2 separate regions of the Homo sapiens genome follow, and region 2 is linked to region 1. Evidence: read pairs that join two places in POLR2A ChIA-PET (ENCODE). Cell type or tissue: MCF 10A. All regions are shown on one strand. Links, peaks and the distances in the headings refer to the core of each region. The heading gives the core; the rest is flanking DNA.

Evidence for each region. ChIA-PET counts read pairs that join two places held together with the same protein. Peaks named below come from ENCODE experiments on the same cell type or tissue, not always from the same donor. Only the 100,000 strongest peaks of a DNase experiment are listed, where the experiment ranks them.
Region 2: POLR2A ChIA-PET joins it to region 1 with 8 read pairs; 2 of 35 experiments call an interaction of 5 or more read pairs at or near these places.

The regions. Positions count from the first base shown.
Region 1 is chr14:63,798,200-63,803,577 of GRCh38, forward strand. It overlaps a transcript of SYNE2 not described here. Among named protein-coding and RNA genes, the nearest start is that of SYNE2, 52 kb to the right of the region's middle. In MCF 10A, for the core only: a CTCF peak has its summit at 1,580 (motif pointing right); no DNase peak of the experiment used is centred there.
Region 2 is chr14:63,890,962-63,896,339 of GRCh38, forward strand. The region is part of intron 1 of SYNE2 (spectrin repeat containing nuclear envelope protein 2); the gene reads left to right. Among named protein-coding and RNA genes, the nearest start is that of SYNE2, 41 kb to the left of the region's middle. RefSeq lists enhancers at 42-749, 2,460-2,984. In MCF 10A, for the core only: no CTCF peak of the experiment used is centred there; a DNase peak (open chromatin) is centred at 2,980.

The DNA.
Region 1 (5,378 bases), core at 50-5,049:
CAGCTGTTTTTTTGGTTGTTTGTTTTTTCAACTAGAGATAAGGTCTCACTATGTTGCCCAGGATCGTCTCAAACTCCTAAACTCAAACAATCTTCCCACCCTGTCCTCCCAAAGTGCAAGAATTACAGGTGTGACCCTCTGCATCTAGCTTTCTTGCATACGTCTTATCTAGAAACCTTAACTTGTTTTTTTTTTTTTCTTTTTTTTTTTTGAGACAGTATTTCTCTCCTGTCTCCCAGGCTGGAATGCAGTGGTATGGTCTCGGCTCACTACAACCTCCGCCTCCTAGGCTCAAGCAACCCTCCTGCCTCAGCCTCTCGAGTAGCTAGTACTACAGGCATGTACCACCATACCCAGCTAATTTTTGTATTTTTAGTAGACACGGGGTTTCACCATGTTGGCCAGCCTAGTCTCAAACTCCTGACCTCAAGTGATCCACCTGCCTTGGTCTCCCAAAGTGCTGAGATTACAGGCATGAGCCACCACGCCTGGCCTGAAAACCTTACTTTAATCTCCTTCTCCTATTTTCTGGACTCTACCCTGGGGTCTAAGAGATATTATTTCACTATTATCTCCAAGCATGTTTAAGAGGTATGATTAGAGCAACACCCATCTGTATGGCTACTGTCAAAACAATTCATGAGAGTTCTAATGGAGGGAAAAAAGGTGGGTAGGAACAGGCCTTGTTCGCTTGTCCAAATGGGTTCTGTGGATGCCAGAGATGACCCGATATCCTGCTGAACAACTCTTCATGGGTCCCAGGGTCCTGCTCACACAAGTCACCAAGAACATTTTCTAAATATAGATGCTGGAAACCTTTTCTATCAATGGCACTGACCTGTATTTAGGAAACAAACACTTAAAGGACAAATGTGCTTTGTTTTGTTTTGTTTTTATGAGACAGACTTTCGCTCTGTCATCCAGCCTGGAGTGCAGTGGCGCAATCTCTGCTCACTGCAACCTCCACCTCCCGGGTTCAAGCAATTCTTCTGTCTCAGCCTCCCAAGTAGCTGGGATTACAGGCATGCACCACCATGCCTGGCTAATTTTCGTATTTTTAGTAGAGACGGGGTTTTGCCATGTTGGCCAGGCTGATCTTGAACTCCTGACCTCAAGTGATCTGCCCGCCTAAGTCTCTCAAAGTGCTGGGATTACAGGCATGAGCCACAGCACCCTGCCAATAAATGTTTTAAAACTTTTTTTTTTTTTTTTTTGGCCGGGCGCGGTGGCTCATGCCTATAATCCCAGCACTTTGGGAGGCTGAGGCAAGTGGATCACGAGGTCAGATCGAGACCATCCTGGGCAACACAGTGAAACCCCGTCTCTACTAAAAAAACAAAACAAAACAAAAAAATTTAGCCGGGCGTGGTGGCGGGCGCCTGTAGTCCCAGCTACTCTGGAGGTTGAGGCAGGAGAATGGCGTGAACCTGGGAGGCAGAGCTGGCAGTGAGCCACTGCACTCCAGCCTGGGCGACAGAGAGAGACTCTGTCTCAAAAACAAACAAACAAAAAAGACTTTTTGTTTTTCTAATTGACAAAAACAAAAATGTTTCGTTTATTTGGTAAATTACTCAAGTATTTCTTCCAGTAGATGTCAGTGTCGCACTTGAAAAATGAACTTTCACTTTTATAATATGAAAGTTAAATTCTTTTAGCCCTGGGATGGCATCTTTCTTTCGCTCTAATAGAAGATACTGCCAGATGATCCAGACTGATCTTATCCTCAGATAATTTCCTTCAACGGGACATCAGGAAGGAATTTGTTGTACAGAATTGAAGATTTGGCAAGAAGATCTAGACGCATCCAAAGTCTCCTAGAGAATGACACTTTTAAAATAAGAACTCTAGTTAAAAAACAAACAAACAAAAACTCTTAATTTTCCTGTTAGCCTGTTCATTTGAGGTTCTTTTGGTGAGCCCTTTAACTCTGTGACCTGTGTTATGTTTCCATCCTAGAACAAGCTTTCTTCTGAGGATGAAAGGCAATTAGTCTCTGATTTTCTTACAGAAAGTATAATAATAGGTTTTTTGGTTTTTTTTTTGAGACGGAGTCTCCTTCTGTTGCCCAGGCTGGAGTACAGTGGTGCTCCAGCTCACTGCAACCTCTGCCTCCCACGTTCAAGTGATTCTTCAGCCTCAGCCTCCTGAGTAGCTGGAATTACAGGCATCTGCCACCCAAAGTGGTGGGATCACAGGTGTGAGCCTCCCAAAGAGCTGGGATCTTTTGTATTTTTAGTACAGATGGGGTTTCTCTCTAATTTTGTATTTTAGTAGAGACTAGGTTTCACCATGTCTGCCAGGCTAGTCTCAAAACTCCTGACCTCAACTGATCCGCCTGCCTTGGCCTCTGAAAGTGCTGGGATTATAGGCATGAGCCACCGCACCCAGCCATAATAATACTTCAGTTCAAAAACTAGAATGTTTTGTAGCCATAAAAAAGAAAAAGATCATGTATTTTGTGGGAACATGGATGGAGCTGGAGGCCATTATTCCTAGCAAACTAATGCAGGAACAGAAAACCAAATACCACATTTTCTCACTTGTAAGTGGGAGCTAAATGATGAGAACTTATGAACACAAAGAAGGAAGCAGACACTGTGATCTACTTGAGGGTGGAATCTGGGAGGAGGGAGAGGAGCAGAAAAGATAAGCATTGGGTACTGGGCTTAATACCCGAGTGATGAAACAATCTGTACAACAAACCCCTGTGACATGAGTTTACCTATGTAACAAACCTTCACAGGGACCCCCAAACCTAAAAAGTTAAAAAATAAAATAAATGATAATGTTAAACATTTCTCTATTCAAGGAATTATGAAGATAAGTAAGCATATTCTTTTTCTTTCCCTGTTGTATTTATTAACAAAATAGAAATAAAAATCTCTTTAGAAAATTGTTTTTGAGCTCTATGCCTGAAGTTATATGGAAGTATAACAGATGGGAGCACAGTGGGATTCTTGCAGAGTGCCTGCCAGATATGACACATGCTACACAGAGAGCAGAAAGGGTTTCTTAATGCAGAGTCAAAAGGTTACTCATAAAAAAGACAACAAATACGGTGCAGTGTATACTGCTTGGGTGATGGGTGCACCAGATTCTCACAAATCTCCACTAAAGAACTTACTCATGTAACCAAATACCACCTGTACCCCAATAACTTACGGAGAAATAAAATTTAAAAAAAAAGATAAACTGGGCGTGGTGGCTCACGCCTGTAATCCCAGCACTTCAGAAGGCTGAGGCAGGCAGATCACCTGAGGTCGGGAGTTCGAGACCTCGAGACCAGCCTGACCAACATGGAGAAGCCCCATCTCTACTAAAAATACAAAATTAGCTGGGCATGGTGGCGCATGCCTGTAATCCCAGCTACTCAGGAGGCTGAGCCAGAAGAATCACTTGAACCCGGGAGGCAGAGGTTGTGGTGAGATTGCGCCATTGCACTCCAACCTGGGCAACAACAGTGAAACTCCATCTCGAAAAAAAAAGTAGTATAAAGAAATAAAACCCTAGAAATAGAAGAAAAGGATAATTCTATTTAAAATTTAGGTTAGCCTTAATTTATTCGTCTTAAGAAGGTCTTTTTAAACAATACATGAAAGGCAAAAGCAATAAAATACTGAAAATTTTTAATTCATCTAAATATAAAAACTTAAAAACATTTAAGTTTTTATAAGTATAAAGAAATAAAACCCTAGAAATAGAAGAAAAGGATAATTCTATTTAAAATTTAGGTTAACCTTAATTTATTCATCTTAAGAAGGTCTTTTTAAACAATACATGAAAGGCAAAAGCAATAAAATACTGAAAATTTTTAATTCATCTAAATATAAAAACTTAAAAACTTTTTTTATAAGTATAAAGAAATAATACCCTAAAAATAGAAGGAAAGGATAATTCTATGTTGTTGTTACTATTATTATTATTTGAGATGAAGTCTTGCTCTGTCACCCAGGCTGGAATGCAGTGGCATAATCTTGGCTTACTGCAACCTCCGCCTCTCAGGTTCAAGTGATTCTCCTGCCTCAGCCTCCTGAGTAGCTGGGATTACAGGCATGTGCCACCACACCCAGCTAATTTTTGTATTTTTAGTAGAGACGGGGTTTCACTATGTTGGCCAGGCTGGTCTTGAACTCCAGCTCTCAGGTGATCTGCTCGCCTCGGCCTCCCCAGGTTCTGGGATTACAGGCATGAGCCACTACATCCGGCCACAGACTTGTTTTTGATTTTACAGGCTCACAGGCAGAAAGAACTTCCCTTATGTCAGATGAGACATTGGACTTGTACTTTTGAGTTAATGATAAAATTAGCTAAGGCTTTGGTTGACTGTTGGGAAGGCATGATTATGTTTTAAAATGTGAGAAGAACATGATATTTGGAAGGGGCCAGGAGTGGAATGATATGGTTTGATTCTGTGCCCGGAATTGGTGGGTTCTTGGTCTCACTGACTTCAAGAATGAAGCCGCAGACCCTCGCGGTGAGAATTACATCTCTTAACGTGGCGCGTCTGGAGTCTGTCCCTTCTGATGTTCAGATGTGTTCGGAGTTTCTTCCTTATGGTGGGTTCGTGGTCTCGCTGGCTCAGGAGTGAAGCTGCAGACCTTCGCGGTGAGTGTTACAGCTCTTAAGTCAGCGTGTCTGGAGTTGTTCGTTCCTCCTGGTGGGCTCGTGGTCTCCCTGGGCTCAGGAGTGAAACTGCAGATCTTCGCGGTGAGTGTTACAGCTCATAAAAGCAGCGTGAACCCAAAGAGTGAGCAGTAGGAAGATTTATTGCAAAGAGCGAAAGAACAAAACTTCCACAGTGTGGAAGGGCACCTGAGCAGGTTGCCAATAATGGCTCAGGCAGCCTGCTTTTATTCTCTTATCTGGCCCCACCCACATCCTGCTGATTGGTAGAGCCGAGTGGCCTGTTTTGTCAGGGTGCTGATTGGTGCGTTTACAATCCCTGCGCTAGATACTAAGGTTCTCCACCTCCCCACCAGACTCAGGACCCCAGCTGGCTTCACCTAGTGGATCCCCCACCGGGGCTGCAGGTGGAGCTGCCTGCCAGTCCAGCGCGGTGCGCTCGCACTCCTCAGCCTTTGGGTGGTCGATGGGACTGGGCGCCATGGAGCAGGGGGTGGTGCTAGTCGGGGAGGCTCGGGCGGCACAGGAGCCCATGGAGTGGGTGGGAGGCTCAGGCATGGCGGGCTGCAGGTCCCGAGCCCTGCCCCGCAGAAAGGCAGCTAAGGCTCGGTGAGAAATCGAGCGCAGTGCCGGTGGGCTGGCACTGCTGGGGGACCCAGTACACCCTCCGCAGCCACTGGTCCGGGTGCTAAGTCCCTCATTGCCCGGGGCAGCAGGGCTGGCCGGCTGCTCCGAGTGCGGGGCCCGCCAAGCCC
Region 2 (5,378 bases), core at 65-5,064, 93 kb after region 1:
GGCAAGTCGTAAGCACTCAACTGGTATTTGTTAAATGAGAATGACTGATTGCTGTCACCCCTGGAACTCTCAGCTTTTCATGAATTTGGTTTATATTTTTATAATATTTATCTCACGCCCTCATGTTAGAATAAAATTGGGATGGAAAGCCTCTAAATTAAGCAAGAAGCTCAGCAATTGTAGGGGAGGAAAAACTTCTTTCCTGTACCCTCCTAGGTTCAGTGGCTGGAGGCCCTGCCAATTAAACTGTCAAAAGAGATTAACAAGAAAAAAAACAGTTTTAATTACTTACGTAGGCATGAAAGTTCACAAAGAAATGTGGCACGAGGAGGCGGTCAGAACTTGAAGGCTTATATACCAAAGGATGACGAAGTGTAGAGAAGAGGCCAGCCATAGGAAAAGGGGAGTCACTTATGGGAAGGTGACTAGGAAATGTGTGATATACAGGGGTTGTTAGTAAGGTTTGTCTTGGAGATTAAAGTGCCTTCTTCATTGATGGGAATTGTTAAGAGACATCCCCCTTTTCCTGGTGCAGCAGAGGGGGACACTTTACAAATGGAAATTTCCTTTATACATGTAAATTTCCTTTACAAAGAGAAAAAAGGTCTGTTTTTAGAGCTTGCTTGCTGTTCTCGGTTGTCTTCAGCTCAAAATAACCTTTATGTCAAAGAGGAATATTTTGGGGTGACATTCTGGCCCCCTTTACAATCATATATGTATATATATGATTCGGGGCTGTAGTGAGACTTGGACATGACAAGACAAAACAGACCTTATCTGAAAAAGATTGCTTTTGCTAATTTCCTCTGTAAGGGAACACAGTTAAAGAGAAAGAATGGGTCCCGGCCAAGCAGCAGCTGGTGCCTCTGTTGATAAAAGCACGTGTAATTTGGGTCGGTTATAGTAGTGTGGGCCAAAAGGAAAAAGCAAATCACTCTGCCTTTGCCCATTTGTAATAATAAATTAATTTCTGCATGTGAAAGCATCCCTGCAGCTGCCACGAAAATTGGCAAATATTTTTCTCAAGAAATAGTTTGTTTCAGAAACAAACTTCTGATTTTAACAGCTAACATATTTTTGGCTGTCATAAGTGTTTGCTGCCAAACATTTCAAATTTAGAGATATTTCTTTTAAATATCTTGGGGAGACTAGTGTTTGGAATTTTAAAATAACAATCCTTCATCAGTGGGAAAATGCTACACAACAGAAACGTGTAAAAATGCTCGTGCAGTTATATTATTCAAACGCTTGACAAACATACTGTTATAATTACAGTGAGATCCTGCATGATTTTCCCCGAGCATTTCTTATCTTCTCAGAATTTTGCCAGCTGTACTTGAAACCATTTTGACCACAGCTCAGAAGGACTAGTTCAACTTTGTAAATTTCACAGTTCCTCCATTCCCCCCAACCTTTTTTTTTCCCTCAGAGCAGTTTTTTCCAGAGTAGTTTCATGTTCTTCTTGAAAACCCAAGGAAAAAAAAACATTACAAGCAGAAATTGGCATTTTTACCTTAAAATACATCCAGGAAGATATTTGAAGTCAATTCAGTTTTCCATGGCTAAGAATTCCGGTCATTTGGGGAGAAAAAAAAAATGTCAAAAATGGAAGAAAGAGAAGCAATTCAAGTGAAGATATCCAAGGAAGGAATTGCAACTTCTTTTTTGTATTCTGTGACTCATGAAGACCCGAGGTTAAAAATTATTTTTAGTATTATTTCTGTTTTTATTTGTGTGTGTGTAAAAAATAAATCCTTGGTGTACTTTCTTTTTTTTTTTTTTTTTGTTGTAGAGACAGGGGTCTCACTATGTTGCACAGGCTGGCCTTGAACTCTGGGGCTTAAGCAGTCCTCCTGCCTCAGCCTCCCAAGTAGCTGGCCTATAGGCTAGGGCTACCATGCCTGGCTGTTTTATTTATTTAGTTTTTAAATTTATTCATTCTCTTTTATTCACAAAGGATTTAAGATGATCACAACAAATACATATAAGATCAGATATTATATGTCAGTCAAGAGTAAAAACAAAACATAATACAAAGGCCAGAGAAAAACAAATACAGTGAGGGTCTACACAGTTACTAGAGTTAGACCTCAAAGTTAGCCCTGTGTTTTGGGGCAGCCAAAGTGAAAAAGGAACATTAATTATATGATTCTTATTTTTAGAAAAGAAAACAACAACAGACACCCATTCTTCATTTCTCAAAGGAAATGAAGTATTTTCTAGCACTAAATTCTTTAAAAAAAAAGAAAAAGAAAAAAATTTAATAGAAGGGCTTCCTACACGGAGAAGCTGAAGGTTATAGAAATGGTGTCCTTGGCCAGGTGCGGTGGCTCGCACTTTTAATCGTAGCCGTTTGGGAGGCCAAAGCAGTCGGATCACTTGAGTCCGGGAGCTCGAGACCAGCCTGGGCAACATTGTGAGACCTATTTTTTTGTCACTACAAAAAAAATTAAGAAATTAGCTGGGCGTGGTGGCACACGCCTGTAGTCCCATCTACTCAGGAGGCTGAGGTGGATCACTTGAGCCTGGGAGGTTGAGGCTGCAGTAAGGTAAGATCGTGCCACTGTACTCCAGCCTGGGCAATAGAGCAAGTCCCTGTCTCAAAAAAAGAGAAACTTTCTTCAACAACATTGCTCAAGTTATTAATTTATTCTTTTTAAAAATCTTTTCTCAAACATCTATTATGTAGCAACTATATGGCATACACTATGCTACATAATAAAGATAAAACAGCAAGCAAAACAGCCCTTCTCACAGGACTAGAATCTGGAATCTGAAGAATCTGTTTCACAGGGCCAGGGTAGGCTCAGTGTGGAGAGTCTAAGGAGTGTGTTTCTCCTTGTTAGCTGGCCAAGCTAAACATTCAGGATGTACAGCCTCTAAGTGATGCAAGGATGTCCGTAGTATACTCCAGCTTAAAATGCCTGGAAGGGTCTAACGAGCTAGGCGATGGGAGTCAAGGCTCCAGCCAGCTTGGCTGGGATGCAGGGCTGAGATTATTCCTGGAGTAGGGAGCAGAGATGAGTGATCTGTTAGTTACTCAGTTACTTCTTTGGGGAAAAAGGCCAGTTCACCTCGAGCCAAGTTACCCAATGACAGACTGACCTAATTATTTGTTTCTTTTCAGTTCTATTTTAAAAGTTTAAACAGTTTGTATAAGATAAGATGGTTTTAACAGCTTTTTGAAGATGCATGTGATGTTTAAGATGGACTTTTTCTTTTTAATGTGCTGGCATTTTATGGATTTTTTTTTTTTTTTTGAGACAGGGCATTGTTCCTGTGCCCAGGCTGGAATGCAGTGGATGTGATCATAGGATCATAGCTCACTGCAGCCCTAATTAAGCTCCTGGGCTCAAACTGTCCTCCTGCCTCAGCGTCTTGAGCAGCTAGGACTATAGGCATGCTCCACCATGCCCTGCTAATTAAAAACAATTTTTTTTTCTAGAAATGGCATTTTGCTATGTTGCCCAGGCTGGTCTTGAACTCCTGGCCTCAGGGGATCCTCCTGCCGTGGCCTCCAAAGTGCTGGGATTGCAGGTGTGAGCCACTGCATCCGGCCATTATAAAATAACATGTGTTTGCATTGCTGGAACGGGAGTGTGCTGGGGCAGAGGTAGATAAAAATACACTGCAGAGCCTGGACTGCTGTTCTCCCAGAGAGGAGATTGAGGGGCAGAATGAGGGAATGGAGGGAAGGCAGAATAAGTATATTCACCAGGAGTATAATCATTACAAATATATTCTTTGATGTAAAGTGTCCTTAGGAATATATTTTTATTATGAATAATAATTCATTATGGCCCTCACTACGTTCTCTCTCTCCATTACTCTGTTCCATACTACCCTAGAAACATTGTTAATCTGTTGCTTGTAGGCAAGACTCTGTTGATTCAGGCTTTCTATGGGACTCCGGCTATTGGTGATACACGTTTAGTTCAAGAGTGATGGGACATAAATCTGGCAGAAATGATAGTAGGTCACAAAGTCATTCCTGTGTTTTCCGTAGGGATGCTTTAGCATGTTGTCTACAAATTAGGCCTCTTCCTAGAGCTTACAGCTGGGATCTAGCTGTCTTCAAGTGATATGGCATTGAGAAATATTAAGATAATCTCATTTATTGAAAGCACATAAATTTCCATTTTCTTTTCTTTTTTTTTTTTTTGAGATGAAGTCTCTCTCTGTTGCCTAGGTGGTGTGCAGTGGCATGATCTTGGCTCACTGCAACCTCCGCCTCCTGGGTTCAAGTGATTCTCCTGCCTCAGCCTCCAGAGTAGCTGGGACTACAGGCGCCCGCCACCACCCCTGGCTAATTTTTTTTTTTTTATTTTTAGTAGAGACAGGGTTTCACCATATTGGCCAGGCTGGTCTTGAACTCCTGACCTTGTGATCTGCCTGCCTTGGCCTCCCAAAGTGCTGGGATTACAGGCGTGAGCCACTGCACCTGGCCAAATTTCCATTTTCTACTACCAATTTTTTCTTTCTCACCAATGAATAACAATTTACATTTGTGGCCCAGGAAGGGTGGTTCACACCTGTAATCCTAGCACTTTGGAGGCCAAAGTGCATGGGTCACTTAAGCCTGGGAGTTTGAGACCAGCCTGGGCAACATGGCAAGATCCTGTCTCTATCAAAAAAAAAAAAAAAAAAAAATTCAGAAATTAGCTGGGCAGGTGGTGTGTGCCTATTGTCCCAGGTACTCAAGAGGCTGAGGTGGGAGGATGGCTTGAGTCCAGGAGGCAAAGGTGGCAGTGAGTTGAAATTGTGCACTGTACTCCAGCCTGGGTGACAGAGTGAGACCCTGTCTCCAAATCTCCAAAAAAAAAAAAAAAAAAAACCTAGAAAAAATTTACATTTTTGTAATTTCATTACAAAATTTCATTACAATTTTGTAATTTCAACATGCTACATACTAAATGAGATAATCATCTTGTCCTTACAGAAAGTCTGTGACTTAATTTATTTATATCCTCTCTTATTCCAGGGAAAAGTTTGAAGCACTTTATAGAGAAACATAAAATTCTATAGAAGAAAAAATAGATGAGGACATTGGAATGAAGGAAAAATAGGGATAGGTGGATGTAGACAGTGGTAAAGCAACTTATTTTCTATAAAGTCATTTGTAGTTGCTAGAGATCGGCTGTAGCAGCCAAAAAAGGGAGGGAAACCTTGTTTATAAAAATAACATGTTCATTAAATTAAAAGAATAGATGCCTAGGATCACAGTTTTTCTTGGTACTGAGACCTGAGAGAATTTTCCATAGCATGTTCTCATAAAAGGAACACTGGTTTATGGGCTGTGTACTCCCGAACTCCTGTAGAAAGAGTACAATGGTAGGTTTCTCTTGACTTTTTCCTATCATATCCTGCATAGTAAGGCT